Regions from separate parts of the Mus musculus genome. Here region 1 is linked to region 2. The links are chromatin loops, found by intact Hi-C in ENCODE. Cell type or tissue: heart. All regions are shown on one strand. Each heading gives the region's core, and the rest is flanking DNA. Links, peaks and the distances in the headings are about the cores only. Region 1 overlaps Gm31493. Region 2 holds the start of 4930523C07Rik (RIKEN cDNA 4930523C07 gene).

What was found. Hi-C counts contacts between places; a loop is a spot of excess contacts. Peaks named below come from ENCODE experiments on the same cell type or tissue, not always from the same donor. Only the 100,000 strongest peaks of a DNase experiment are listed, where the experiment ranks them.
Region 1: a loop joins it to region 2, with 2.1 times the contacts of the local background. A loop is called at or near these places in 1 of 42 quality-filtered maps.

What each region holds. Positions count from the first base shown.
Region 1 is chr1:159,976,328-159,980,717 of GRCm38, reverse strand. Gm31493 reads left to right here. Exons shown (of 4, transcript XR_003948748.1): 4 at 3,449-4,390. Among named protein-coding and RNA genes, the nearest start is that of Gm31667, 46 kb to the left of the region's middle. In heart, for the core only: no CTCF peak of the experiment used is centred there; a DNase peak (open chromatin) is centred at 2,687; H3K27ac peaks cover 471 bases.
Region 2 is chr1:160,042,509-160,046,898 of GRCm38, reverse strand. It overlaps 4930523C07Rik (RIKEN cDNA 4930523C07 gene), which reads right to left and starts at 2,519. Exons shown (of 3, transcript NM_001162896.1): 1 at 2,146-2,519. It overlaps Gm37294 (predicted gene, 37294), which reads left to right and starts at 2,582. Exons shown (of 2, transcript NR_168324.1): 1 at 2,582-2,751. In heart, for the core only: a CTCF peak has its summit at 2,337; DNase peaks (open chromatin) are centred at 1,368, 2,298, 2,548 and 3,058; H3K4me3 peaks cover 1,774 bases; H3K27ac peaks cover 1,206 bases.

The DNA of each region.
Region 1 (4,390 bases), core at 281-4,280, 66 kb after region 2:
CAAGCATACTGTGAAACCTCCTGGCACTTCCAGGAAAATCACTGCATGCAGAGACTTTGTCTCCCCCCCCCCCCTTTATTTTTTTCTTAGAGCACATGGAAAAGTGCAGAGTCCAGCTTGATCATGAAAGGGACAGTATGACATGGTTTCCTGCCCCTGGAACAGAGCCAGCAGGGTGTAGGCCTGCTTCCAGGAGTGTTGATGGTTACTGTGGGTGTAAGACTTGTTTATATACTTGGGTTGCAGAGTTCTTTAATGGATTGCAGAAGTAACATCTTTGGTAAGCAAATGGGGATTTATCAAGTTACTTCTGGGGCTAACATTCCACAAAAATGTTTCTAGCATCCCAGTGCTTATGTGACTGCAATGTGTGTGTGTGTGTGTGTGTGTGTGTGTGTGTGTGTGTGTGCGTGCGCGCACCAGGCAATTCCCACTCTCCTTTGTATTGAGCAGTGGGACACCACAGATTTCAGGTGAGAGGTCCTGGCTTCGATGTATGACAGAGAAATAAATTTAAGAAGTAGACTTGTCTTGTAATATGCAGCTTTAGTTCCCCAAGCAGAGCTTTGTAAGGTACCTTTATCTCTTCCACAGCGTTTATCCTCCTTGGTGCCTTGTACAGGCAACTATCTTTGAGTTGCAATGAGAAGTGTTGTGAACTGGGTGACATCTACACAATAGGAATTTTCATTTGCTTCTTAATAATTACCTTTAACCTTCGCAAGGTATAATCAATGAGGGGGAGAGTGGCTGAGAGATTGTTTCTTTTCTTCATCATTCCTCATGCAAACCCAAATTTAAGTTCTTTGGAATAATAACACAGGCAGTAATTCTCTCTTCATCTTCCCTGTGCTTTTCTATTCAATCTTGGCAGCCACCATCAGAGAAATCATTAAGACACTTCCTCTCATTCCTTGACACACCTATAGTGTCAGCCTTAGCACCAGGCAGGTGTTAGATATATCAGACATTTACTTTTTATGTTTTTTAACCGTGGGGCTTCTGCATAGAGATGCTTCATCCATTTATTAGGGATACAGCTATCTTCCTCCCAGAGGATACAGTTAATGATTCATCACATCGGGGTTAGAGTTTCAGTGTATGGAGACACACAAATGCTTAGTGCTGTGCAGCCCCTTCATAAGTCTCCTCTAAACCCTGTGAGGCTTGGTGTCCAATCACTGCCATTTTACCTCCCTGTTCCCAATTTTGTTGCAAGAGCAAGGGCCAGAAGTTCTATATTTTGTATGCATTTGTAGTAGAGATGCTGAATATAAAGATGTTGTGATCCTGATGAAGATGACACTTTAGGAGTCTCTCCTGCCTGTTTGTTGTGGAAGCTCTGGAGAGGCCAGTATTGGGCTTAGCCTACATTAGGAGGAGGAAAAACCCAGGGGACTCTTGCTTGGCCCCGTTCCATCCCAGAGCTCACTAATTTTATGGAAGGTCAAGAAAGGAGGAGCTGAGCCCATGGACATCTGCCTGAAGTAATATTTTCAAATTGGTCTTTCTCCTCTAGAGGTTCATTTTCAAATTTAATTAGCTAGCTAATGATGGTAAATTATCAAAATTAATTGATGGATGCGGAAGTGCTTTGACTATACAAAAAACACTATGCATAATTTCTAGGGTAGTTAATGTCTGATCTAACTTTAAAGACTAATCTAGGAAAAGATTTTTATAGTAGTGGCAATAATACGTTTTTTAATGGCTTGAATTGAGGTCTTTTATTGGCCAGGAACATTGCCGTGGGGGAGCATCTCCTACAGTCTCTAGATTCCTACTTAGTGAGAAGTCTTCTCCTTTTGCCAGAGGCATCCCTGGAGGAAGAAGTCCGGTGAGAAATCTGTAAGCATGTCTTTATAGTCCAGAAAGTAAGACAGGAAAATAAACAAGCATTTATGGCTATCTAGGAAGATGGGGGATGTGGTGGGGAGAGGCTGAGGGGGATGGATCTGGACATAAATGAAAACTACTAGAAGGCAACTTAATATTGTGTCATCTTAGTTAAAGAAGAGTATTTGTCCCTCCCCCAGACTTATTATTTCCTTCAGAGTGGGTTTTTGGCCATGTTGATAGTACCAGGGATAGAGTCCTTTTTGTGGAGTGTGGGCATCAACTCCAGTCATAGAGCACTTGGCTGCTACCTCCATCATAACAATAAAGCCACCACTGCACAAGTGGGCACTCCTTTCCTGACAGCCTAGTCTTACAGTTTAAAGGATTCATAGCTCTCAACCACAAGTGATCTCATTAAAGATATGTTTATCACCATAGAGGTTGCAAGGTTTAGGTATTCTTATGTCCAAAGATCGAATGTATATTTTATAATATCCCACTTGTAAGAATCAGGGTACATGGGCAAAGTGATATGTTTCTTTGCTGGATACTCCAATAGTGCATCAAATCTAAGACGTTTCAACTTTTGTGACTTAAAGCTCTGTATTCACTCATCTGTACACATTAAAATGAATTGGATTTACAGCCATATTCCAGACACCAAGGCTTAGAACTCCATCTTTGACAGGCAAGAGGCCCCTTGCTTCTAGGAGTTTCTCTTCACAGATATTTCTAGGCCTTCTCTCACAGCTTTTATTAGTACATCTCAAATGTTTCCCTTGGTTTTGGGGGATCACCCTAGGGAGGCAGCAGTCTCTCACAGTTGTAATCAGGGCCTCTGCCAACAGTTCTGACAGGCAAGGTCATTAGCCAATGTGGAATGCAGTGCATTCCTTCAGCTGCCTGTGGCCTCTGGCAGGCTGCTCCCTGAGAACGCCTTTCTCTTCCCTCTTCCCACAGATCTGTTGGAACTTCTCTACCTGACTGAGCTGCTGAGCCTCTCCTTTGTCCTGTTCCCCACGCCTTCCAGAGTGATTATCAGATCTAGGATGGGTTCTGGGTATTGTCACAAACTACACTCTGCTCCTCTGAGACCTTTGATTCTCTGAATCCTAGGCTTTTGCCAGCACCAAGATCAGCTTAGCTCTGTTGATGATTCTAAACATGACAGTACTTCACTAGACAATTATATGAGCTCTTCTGAGGAGAATTCCTATCACCCAAATCCTCTCATGATTTGGGTGGGAGATCATCCACCTGCTCACTAACCCTTTAATTATATCATAAGTTTCCAGAGCTAACTCAGAGAATACCAAGAACTTTTAGATGAAACAGGGTAGGCTGTGGTGTGCTCATGTTGGTTAGAGGTTAGGAGAGGAGGGTACGTTTACTTGTTATTGACTGATATAAATAGAAAATTGTTTAGAAGGTTTTTTATCCTAACCTACTCCATGAGATGAAATAGAATCTATACCTGATATGGTTAAACTGTCCAAGAACTTGAGACTAGAGAAATTATGGACCCTATGGGAAAACATACTGCTATTACTCTGCTAAAGAAACATAGCCATAGAATGTCACTCCTAACAACATATTTCTATGCCTATAGATCAATGTCATATTCAGCCTTCATCAGAAAATGGTCTTTTTTCAATGGATGCTAAATAACACAGAGACCCACAATATTATGAGACAATGGACATTAGAGACCCTGGACATTGTGAGAGACTTTGGAACAGTCATTCCTACATGGGATGTCTTCACCAAACCTTTCCCTTCAAGGCTCAGGGATCTATGTGGAAGAGGAGGCAGAATGGTCACAAGGAGCCGGATGTGATGGATGATTCCAAGGAAACTGTCTTCCAGCTACGATAGGACTGATGCCCATAAAAACTCATGGAGATGGTGGCAGCCTGCATAAGACCTGCATGGGTCCATACCACACAAAGTTCCAGCACTGAGAAGAGGTGGACACAAAGCCCCACAGCTAACCAAGAGGCTATTTGCAGTCAATGCCTGCTAGAAAGTGTTGGGAGCCGCGCCCACATTCGCCGTTACAAGATGGCGCTGACAGCTGTGTTCTAAGTGGTAAACAAATAATCTGCGCATGTGCCGAGGGTGGTTCTTCACTCCATGTGCTCTGCCTTCCCCGTGACGTCAACTCGGCCGATGGGCTGCAGCCAATCAGGGAGTGACACGTCCTAGGCGAAGGAGAATTCTCTTTAATAGGGACGGGGTTTCGTTTTCTCTCTCTCTTGCTTCTTGCTCTCTTGCTTCTTGCACTCTGGCTCCTGAAGATGTAAGCAATAAAGCTTTGCCGCAGAAGATTCTGGTCTGTGGTGTTCTTCCTGGCCGGTCGTGAGAACGCGTCTAATAACAATTGGTGCCGAATTCCGGGACGAGAAAAAAAAAAAAAAAACTCGGGACTGGCGCAAGGAAGATCCCTCATTCCAGAACCAGAACTGCGGGTCGCGGTAATAAAGGTTCCCGTAAAGCAGACTGTTAAGAAGGATTCAACTGTATGAATTCAGAACTTTTCAGCTGGGGAACG
Region 2 (4,390 bases), core at 181-4,180:
GTTCCTCACACAGGTCTGGTAACTAACATTCTGGAGAGGTGTTAGCAGACCTTACAACTGAACTAAACATTCCTCATCCTCCTTTTTAAGTGAGGAGGTGATTCCTAGAGATTCACTCACCTAGTTAAACAGATAAGTCATGCTTGTGCTCCATTAATCCAGGATTAAGTCACAGTCTTAGGAATTCCTTTACCGGGTATCCCAGGAAAGCCTAAGCTATCTCCCTAGCCCACATCCCTCAGTGTCCATGTCCCCATGTAGCTCCCCTACTTCTCTTCTTCCCTCATCTGGCCAGTAATTCTTTCTCCAAACACAAATCTGAGAGGACCATTCCACTACCTAATAATGGCTTAGTATGCCTTGAAAGACATTCCGCTCTTGGCAGGAGAGGACAAATCCCCATTCCATGCTGCTCCTGTGTTGACTTCGGGAAAGCCTTTTCTTTGCCCACAGTACCTCTTCCCTGGGAAATGCTAGTCATATTCAAGATCTTGATTGTGCACCACTTCTGAAGTGCTGTCTTCCCAGACGACCATTGCTCCATCCTTTGTATGGTTTCACTTTTTACTATTATATAATGTACATTGCTCTGAACTGTGGTTTGTTTCCTAGTGTCTATTTGCCAGTCTGGTGGCTCTTTGAAAGTACAAACTACATCATCGCCTTAGATTCCATAGCCCTGGCACATTGCCCAACACACAGTAGGTACAGTGATGCTTAGCTAATGAGTGTGCCCCTTCCACGTTAAAACTGGTGCAGAAGCCTGCTGACTGTTTATTATCTTCTTGGGTTTGATCCTGTGGCTTTCACCTCTTTTGATTCTGTAGGCAAAATGTTGACAGTGCCCGAAATGTTGTTTTGTAATGGGCCTCTTTCCTAGAACGGTGTCATGGGTATAGAAGGGGAGGCAGAATTTCAGAAGAAGGGAGGTACCAGGCCAAGGGAAGACATATCAGACTAAGTGGTTGATAGATCTGAATTTTAGCTCAAAGCTAGGAGAGACCCTTGCAAAACTATCCTACCCATAACTATAGAATGTGAAAATTTAATTAAAAAAAATTACAAAACACAAACAAACCAGACACAGCTGCGTTTAACGCAGCAGTACCTTTCAGTTGCAGGGCTCTTTAGGTGGCGTTGATAAACTTTGTAAAAGGGTTAAGAACAAGATGCACCCGTGTCCATTTAAGACTTGTTCTTGGTCCCCAACAATACTTCAGAATGAAGATTCCCTAAAATTAGCTCCAGGTTCTCTCTCTCTTTCCAATGGTGGATGTAGCATAAAGGCTTTGGCAGGCAGGAGCTTGGAGTGGCTTGGGTGCTGCATTCCTAGCCTTCCTCATTGAGCAGACTGGGCAGAGCAGGCCTGCGGATTCTCATGGCTGGCTGGCTGGTGTTCATTAGGGCAAGCACTAGTCTTTGCTTTGGGTTCCCTTTCAGATAGGCAGGACTGGTGTTGAAAACAACAGCTATCCGGCTATCATTTACTTAACTACTGTTACACAAATCATTCCTACATAGCCCTTCAAAACAGGACCTGCTGTGTTTTCCAATCCACCTTTCTGGGTGGGAAGAAGATCAAGGACCATTTAGAGAGTTGGGAAAGTTCAGGAAAAAAAATGTGTCACACAAACTCTCTAGAGACTCAGAATGGCATACAGATCTCACTCCACCCCTTGGCTCCAGGCCACATTTTCAGTCTGGTAAGTCTTTTAGCCCCATTGAAATTATAGTTTCTTTTAGAATGAGTTTGTTTGTTTGTTTGGTTTTGTTTTGTTTTTAAATCCCAGAGGGTATGATTTTAGGAGCATCTCAAATACTGACTTTGCCCGTTTAGACAATGTCCATCTGGTCCTTTTCAAATGGCTCCTACCTGCAGCTGGTGTCAACTGGAGCTGAGAACTCCACCCCAAACTCCAGAGGAGCCCATGTGTCAGGCCAGGAGCAGAGAGAAGGTGAGAGACCTCTAGGAGGAAAGAATGAAAGCAACTGTGCAAACGGCTTCTTAGAAATAACCCCTTTATCTCACTTCTCTCAGGGGCGGATTCACTCTTCTATGGGAAAGTCCCCTTCCACAGCGGGGCAGCTCCCAAACTTATTTTGAAAACAACAGCACAAAGCGATACAGAAAGTTTTGAAACTCACCTTTGGGTCCGTTGGAAGGCTTCCCGCCGGCGGGACCGCTGGCTCTGTTCCGGTGCTCTGAAGTGACTTGGGCACAAGGGTGAGGTCTGGGTCCCTGCTCCTGCCTCTCCCTCCCACTGCCAGGTCCCGGGAGAGAGGCGGCGCTGCCGGTCAGTGGGTGCCACCAGTGTGATGTGGAGGAAAGCGCCCCCTGCGTCCCTGGCTGAGGTTTCACCGCACCCAGCTCTGCTACTGAGGTCAGGAACGCAACTTCCTGAATCTGACTGGCTGGCTCTGTCTCTCCTCAGCCCAACTCCTACCTTAAACTAGGAGGCACACGCCACAGCACACGCAGCGCGGGTGTCCTTCCTCCGGGTCTCCCGGCCAGTGTCCCCACTCCGCCCCACTGTGACGTTCTTTTGCCCCTCCGCCCCGAGCACGCCTCCTTCAGGACGCCAGAGCCAACTTTGCTCACAGACGCGCCAGTGTTCCCAGAGACGTGGGGTGTAAACTCCCAACCCTGGCCTAAGGAAAAAATAACAGCCCCGTGCTGTGGAATAAAGTCACCTTCCAGGAAAAGGGCTGGGGTGTCTAAAGGGAGAGCAATCCCCGGTGCCTCGTGACAAGGTATCTTTGTGTGTGCGCTCCATGGGAGTTACCTGGAGATGTTAGGAGCGCAGGAGGCAGGGACAACTAACTTCAAAAGTTCTCCCTTTTCATTTTATTTACTCCTTGTGAGCTTATATTCAGATCTCTTGTTTGTCTAACTCCGCCCCCAAATGTAAAGGTGGGGTGGTAGAGAGCTTGCTCAGTGCCTCCAAGGCTTCTGCAGGGAAGTTGGGAAGGTGTGATAGGCAGAAGCGGCTGTGGAGTATCTAGGGGCTTCCCCGGAATGACCTTGAGAGATCTTGCCATGATAAAGACCGGAGGTTCTACTCATTGGATTGTAGGTGTCAGGAGGGTGCGCAGCTGGTGCTTGCTTTCCAGTGGCTGGGCCTGAGCCATAGGGTCCTTCGGCCTTTGGGTGCCTGAATTAAAATGATTGGTGAAGCTAACTGTCACAACCGGGAAACAAGAGAGTTCCGGTTTACTCAAGAGAAGCCAGCTGGCTCTGGGTTGAAAGGCCAAAGAGAAAACCCAGCATTCATCCAGAAATGCCAAGGATAGTTGGTCCTGTAGTCTTCTTCCAAAGGCAGATTAAGTAGAGGTTTTCCCCCAGAAATCCCACAGAGAGAACTCGATCTAGATCTGTTGTTGTTCCTTTGAAACCGAGTCTCACTATATAGCCCCGGCAGGCCTGGAACTCACAATGTAGAAACAGGTTGGCCTCACAGAAATTTGCTGGGTTTAAGGACGTGTTTCACTATGCCCTACATAGATCTAGATTTGAATGATAATAAGAAGAGTGGTCCAAGTGATCTGTTGTGGGGGTGGGGTTGGGGGTGGGAGTAGTACGGTTAAGTGGGTAGGGCAGGGGGACGATCAGGCTCTGAAAGAAGACAGTTTTAGCAAGAGACAGCTATAGATGGATTCCACCAACAATTTAGTGGTGGATGGAAGGCTTCCATTGTGTGTCAAATCTGAAGCAGGGGTCTAGGGTCTAATGGACCAGGGAGCTGGAGGAAGACAGGCTTGGGGAATGACAGGAAACCTTAAGTGCAAACCCGGTGCGGTGATTGGAGACCGAGTCTCCCCCAGGACCTACACCGGACCTGTGTGAGATGTAATTTGCCCCCTTCCCCTGAGGATGGGGAGTAACTTTCTTCTGCAAGGTCATTGCTAATGTATAGTGGAGTTGAGATCTGAGTCTGAGTAGTTCTATCTAGTCCAGCCTATCCCTCATCACCATATCATCATCAGGAGAGAGAGTGGCTTCTATGGACAACTTCTGGGTTAACACCTGCTGAGCAGGGGGGAAGACAGTGGAAAATACTTTCCTGAACAACTTTATGGACAGGCTAGGCTGATGGTCACAATGCTTTCCAGAAACAACAACAACACAGAGAAATGAAGAACCTAAGGCAGTCACCATGAGCTCAGCACTTCAAAAACCAGATGCTTATCTGTAGGGCGGCATCCCAATGTTGTCTTAGTCCACAGGAAGACAGATCCAGAAAAAGTCTAGAACCTATCAAGTAGCAGCGACGTTGTGGCAGTCAAATCAGGGACTTACTAGATGACAAGATGCTTGGTAGGCTGTTATTGAGTTGCCAAGGCTACAGGGTCTATTGATGTTTTAACGTAATGAGTGAGCATCTGGCCAGCA